2 separate regions of the Homo sapiens genome follow, and region 1 is linked to region 2. A link is a loop called in an ENCODE intact Hi-C map of the cell type or tissue named here. Cell type or tissue: PC-3. All regions are shown on one strand. Links, peaks and the distances in the headings refer to the core of each region. The heading gives the core; the rest is flanking DNA. Region 1 overlaps PCDH15 (protocadherin related 15). Region 2 overlaps PCDH15 (protocadherin related 15).

Region 1 (2,929 bases), core at 276-2,775, 79 kb before region 2:
CTACAGAGAATTCCCTTACATAAATGAATTCCTTCCATTCAGTTTCCAACTAAGTCCAAATTAAGAGACTTTGCTGAAAGTGAAGAAGAGTGATAATGACTTACATAAAAGGCTAGAACAGAGTTGGCCTCAGCTGCTCACCCTAGGCTTTTTTAGTGTAACAGCTACCTATAAGCCTGTGTGAGAGAAGCTAAAATGCCTGATCCAACTGATCCCAAACGACTACTGATTCTACATATCCAGGACCAGGGGATGTGGCTGTTTTGGAAAGGCAGACTTCAGGGCTCTCCCTACAGAATCAAGATTTACATGTGATTTTCGGATGCTAAATTTTGAGAGCAAGTCATATATTAAAATTACTTGAAAACTTAGGAAGATATGATAAAATTAAACTAATAAAGAAAACAAATAAGCAATACAGCAGATACATGTCAGATATTTTGGTTGAGCCCCTGGGAATTTGCTTTAACAATTACCTTAGATTATTTTAAGGCAGCAGATAAGAAGCAGGGCTTTGGAAACCACAGTATTTGGGAAACACTTAGTGGGAAAGTGCAAAAGGCCAAGTTTACTTTTGGGGTCCATCTTTAATGAACACAGATGGTTGAAGAGGGGAGCATCTTTAATTTTCACGTATCTTCATAATGTTGGTTTTCCATGTCACTTCCTAGGGCAGCTGCTATTAAATTACCACTTGGACTTGAGCGCCCGTATCCTAGTTTACTGTGATAGGAGAGGAAGGGATAGTCTATGTACACTTTTTTGGGGAGCAAGTTCATAGCTTATTTTTTTAGTAACATTTTTATTGAAATGCTGACATGCTGCTGACATACAGGAAAGTGTATATCTTGATGAATTTTCACAGAGTGAAGTTAATCATGTAACTAACAACCAGATTTTTGTTAAAAAAAGATGCTACAAACATCCCATACGCCTCCTACACCTCCTCCTAGTCACTAATCACCTTACCTCCACCTGACACAACCACAAACTTCCACTATAGGATTCTAACAGCATAGATTACTTTTCTCTTTTTTTTTTTGCAACACTTTATAATTGGATTAAATGTTGATGTTTTTAATCAGATTCTTAAGAGTTTTATGATTCCTTCTATTTTTCTGTACTGTAACCAACTCAGGATGTATATGTTCCACAACCATATACTTTCCACCTGTGAAAAAATTCAATGGCAATGAATTGTCTGCTAAAGAAAAATCTGAGACTTTTATTAACATTTTGATTTCAAAATAAAAGTACAAGTAATTCACGTTTGAATCCCAAGACAAACATGTCCAAATGTCAGGCTATTTGAAGGTTATACACTAATAATATTGTTATTGCCAAAAAATAAATTGGTTGAAAGCTTAAGTAAACATATTTTAACTGTCTAAAGTGATTTTTAAAATGTTAAGCAAATGCAATTTCTATCCATAAAGAAAGACAGGATATATAATTTAGCCCTCCAGCAAAATTAACCAAAGCAAACAATCTTCTTTGTCTACTTGAGAGTTGAATTTAAAATTGAAAATAAAGGAATAAAGGGATATGCGTGAATCATTGGTAGTTCGGTCAATTTGCCCGTTTTTCAGAATCATCCTCATATAAAGATCAATATGCAGCCTGCACCTTGCTGGGTGAAGAAACTTGGAAAAATTACACCCTTGTATATTGAAGGCTTTACTGAAGAGCTGTTTAGCAAGAGGTGTGGTGTCCAGGAAGGGAACACAGGAAGAAGAAAATTTTGAATTACATAGTAGCCTTATATCCTATGTTTAGTCACTAGCAACAGGAATATACTATTACTCAGAATGTTGTCATTATCTGCCTTCCGGGTACATTCTATATGCGTTTGTCTTTCTCTGACTCTGACTAGAAACCAAAAACTTTCTGTATGTCAAATTACCTTCTCTCTGCTTTTTTTCTCAATCTGAGGTTCCTTTATTTAAAAATGATAAAGTAAAAGTGGTGGCTTACACCCAAAACTATATTGATACTGTGTATACACAGGCATACGTGCACACATACACCAACATACCTAAATTCTAATTAATTATGAATAATGGAATGTCAAGAGGATTTGACCATGACCTATGAATACTAGCTAAGACTGAGCTTATTACTTGTAGAGTATTCCCACTGACACACGAGCAATCTTTGGTAATGCTAGAGTCACATGACAATTTTAGTGGTGTTGAACCTACACAGTTGATAATTGTATAATTGCATGCAGTTTCAGTTACTAGACTCCAAATCTTCTGGCGTGACAACATTGGCTCTTGGATGCACTGTATTATCTGGAGTTTTTGCTCCAGATTATAAGGACTATCCATTAGTAAAGACTGGTCCACTAACCAATAGGGCTAACCAATAGCCCTAACCAATAGGGCTAAAAAGAAAGATTCTCTAAAAATTGGAGTTTGAGTAGCCACACCCAGAATAATGTCTGTGAAAGTACATTCTGCTCACATTATAACCACCACAGACAGTTTGATAAAAATGGAGATTCCTTGCCTCTAACATCAACATATGAACGAGAATCTTTGTGGATAGGGTGTGGGAAACTACTTTTTTTTTTTTTTTTTTTGAGGTGGGGTTTCGCTCTTGTTGCTCAGGCTGGAATGTAGTGGCGCAATCTTGGCTCACTGCAACCTCTGCCTCCCGGGTTCAAGCGATTCTTCTGCCTCAGCCTCCCGAGTAGCTGGCATTACAGGCATGCAGCGCCATGCCCGGCTAATTGTGTATTTTTAGTAGACACAGGGTTTCTCTACATTGGTCAGGCTGGTCTCGAACTCCCGACCTCTGGTGATCCACCTGCCTCAGCCTCCCAAAGTGTTAGGATTACAGGCGTGAGACACTGCGCCTGGCCCAGGGAATCTGCTTTTTATTAGGCCTTCCATTCTATTCTTAGGTACATCAGAGTTTGAGAATG
Region 2 (2,929 bases), core at 113-2,612:
ACACTTTGGATGCTGAAGATATAGATGGCTAAGAGATCAATATTAATAATAATAGCATCAATACCTAATTTTAATTGATGCTATCATAAGCCAGGAACTACACTAAGCACTTGAAAACTTCTCCATTTTTAATACTCCCAACAAAGCAGAAGTAACTTTTCCTATGTCAAAGAGAATCCTGTTGCAGATGTGGGATTAGAATGCAAGCTGTTCTACCCTACACTCTCTGTACTATTATTCTATGCTGTCTTCTCTAAGGAATGAAATTTCCTTATTCCCTTCAGCTTTGCTTAGACTTGCCCACAATCCCTTCAATAGCAAAGTACATCTACCTATAAGGTGAATCATTGTTTCTCTTTCAAACATCTACTTGATAAGCCTTGATTTAATTTTTTGTGGTTGCTTCATGATTCTTAACAAAAGTAAAATAAAATTATTATACAGAAAGTGTCCACTGACACCCAGAACATACAAATTTTGCTACTGCTTTAAAACTTCTGGTTCCACCTCCCAGTGAGGTGACTCGCTCTGATGCTTTGATTCTCTTTCCTTTTCCTGGCTTTTTCTTGTTGGAAACTGCAATAACAGGTATAACAGCTCAGAGACAAATAGCAGGAGAAAATAGAAAATGACGAGAAACAGACCAAGAAGTTGAATGTTGACACCTCCAGTTACCTGAAGGGAAAAAAAAAACCACACATTTGACTAATGAACGAATTGGGTGTAAGTCTAAAAAGGTGTTTTGTCAGCTTGCAGCATGTGTTTTCTTTTAATCTTTATCCATTCTTCTCATTTTTGAATAGTTTCAAGAAGCCATGGAATTTAATGTCTGGGCCTCAAGGAATTATTATTTTTAGCCCTGAGGAAAAATTTCTGCTGCCTTGATCTCACTACAGAATTGATCTTGTTCCAAAACAGTTTGAATTAAATGCAAGCTGTCTTACAGCATGACCCTCTGAATTAACAGGTCCTGTCAGAGGTATTGATTTGTTTTTCTGATATCTTTGAAAGGTTCTAGAAATTTCAGGGTTTTTACTTCTCTTTCCCTTTTTTGATGAATATTTCTTGTAAAATAGGATGCATTTTTGCTCTGAAGATGATACAGGAGTTTATGATTCATGAATGTTTCACAGCTGGTTCAGGTACAGTGTGCGTGAATCATAGGCACTGCATCGTAAAATTTATAATGTCACGTGTATTACAAGGATTACTTTGGATATTTGCAATTTGCTCTTTTGCAATCAAAGATGCTTTTATTTTTTTCAGATTCATTATGTTTATTTCATGGCAATGCCCTTTTTCATCTTGTTCATCTGGCAAATTCCTACATATCTTTTATTATTGTAGTTGTAATAAAAATATGGAACACGATACTTACCATTATAACCATCTTTGGCATTAAGTACATTCACATTTTTGTGCAACATCATCACCGTCTGTTTCCAGAACTTTCTCATCCTCCCAAACTGAAACTCCGTACTCAGTAAACACTAACTCCCCAAACACCAGCCCACAGCTCCTGGCACCCACCATGTAACTTTCTGTCTCTATTAATTTGACTGTTATAGCTACCTTATATAAGTGGAATCATATAGCATGTGTCCTTTTGTGTCTGACTTATTTCATTTAGCAAAATGTATTGTTTGTTTTTCTTTTAATTTTGCCATTCTTTATTTTTCCGTTTTTATTTAGATTCAAAGGGTACATGTACACGTTTATTATATGGGTATGTCACATGATGCTGATGTTTGGGGTACAATTAATCCTGTCACCAAGGTAGTTAGCACAGCACCCAACAGTTGGTTTTTCCAGCCTTGCTACGCTCCCTCTCAGCCAGCCCCCTCTAGTACTCCCCAGTGTCTTTTGTTCCCAAGTTTATGTCTACATGTATGCACCATTTAGTTCTCACTTATAAGTGAGAATATGTAATATTTGTTGTTCTATTTCTGTGTTAATTCAATTAGGATGATGGCCTCCAGCTGTATCCAGGTTGCTAAGAAGGACACAATTTCCTTTTTTAGGGCTATGTAGTATTCCGTAGTGTATATGTGCCACATTTTCTTTATATGCTCCACCACCGATGGGCACCTAGGTTGATTCCATGTCCTTGCTATCATGAAGAGTACTGCTGTGAGCATACAAGTGCCTGTGTCTTTTCAGTCAATTTATTTTCTTTTGGGTGGCATTGCTGGGTCAGATGGTAGTTCTATTTTTAGTTCTTTGAGAAATCTCCAAACTGATTTCCACTGTGGCTGAACTAATCTACATTCCCACCAAGAGTATATAAGTATTCTATTTTCTCTGCAGCCTCCCATCATCTGTTGTTGTTTTACTTTTAAATAATAGCCACCCTGACTGGTGTGAGTAGGTATCTCATAGTGGTTTTGACTTGCATTTCTCTGATGATTAGTGATATTAAGCATTTTTTTCATATATTTCTTGGCTACTTGTATCCCTTTCTGTTGAGAAGTGCCTATTAATGTCTTTTACTCATTTTTTGATGGAATTTTTTGTTTTTGCTTGTTTAATTCTTTAAGCTACTTGTAGATTGTGAATATAAGACATTTGTTGGATGCGTATTTTGGGAATATTCTCTCCTGTTCTGTAGGTTATCTGTTCACTCTGTCGATGGTTTCTTTTGCTGTGCAGAAGCTCTTTAGTTTAATTAGGTCCAACTTATCAATGATCATTTTTGTTGCAATTGCTTTCGAGGACTTAATCATAAATCCTTTGCCAAAGGTGATGTCCAGAATAGTGTTTCCTAGGTTTTCTTCTAGGATTCTTATAGTTTTAGTTCTTACATTAAAATATTTAAGCCATCTTGAGTTAATTTTTGTATGTAGTAAAAGGTAGGTATCCAGTTTCATTCTTCTGCATATAGCTCACCAGCTATCCAAGCTCCATTTATTGAATAGGGAGTCCTTTCCAC

The links. Peaks named below come from ENCODE experiments on the same cell type or tissue, not always from the same donor. Only the 100,000 strongest peaks of a DNase experiment are listed, where the experiment ranks them.
Region 1: a loop joins it to region 2, with 3 times the contacts of the local background. A loop is called at or near these places in 2 of 110 quality-filtered maps.

What each region holds. Positions count from the first base shown.
Region 1 is chr10:54,202,468-54,205,396 of GRCh38, reverse strand. The region is part of intron 10 of PCDH15 (protocadherin related 15); the gene reads left to right. Among named protein-coding and RNA genes, the nearest start is that of MIR548F1, 400 kb to the left of the region's middle. In PC-3, for the core only: no CTCF peak of the experiment used is centred there; a DNase peak (open chromatin) is centred at 1,776; H3K4me3 peaks cover 714 bases; H3K27ac peaks cover 1,988 bases.
Region 2 is chr10:54,122,915-54,125,843 of GRCh38, reverse strand. All of the region lies in intron 15 of PCDH15 (protocadherin related 15), which reads left to right. Among named protein-coding and RNA genes, the nearest start is that of MIR548F1, 480 kb to the left of the region's middle. In PC-3, for the core only: no CTCF peak of the experiment used is centred there; a DNase peak (open chromatin) is centred at 1,153; H3K27ac peaks cover 424 bases.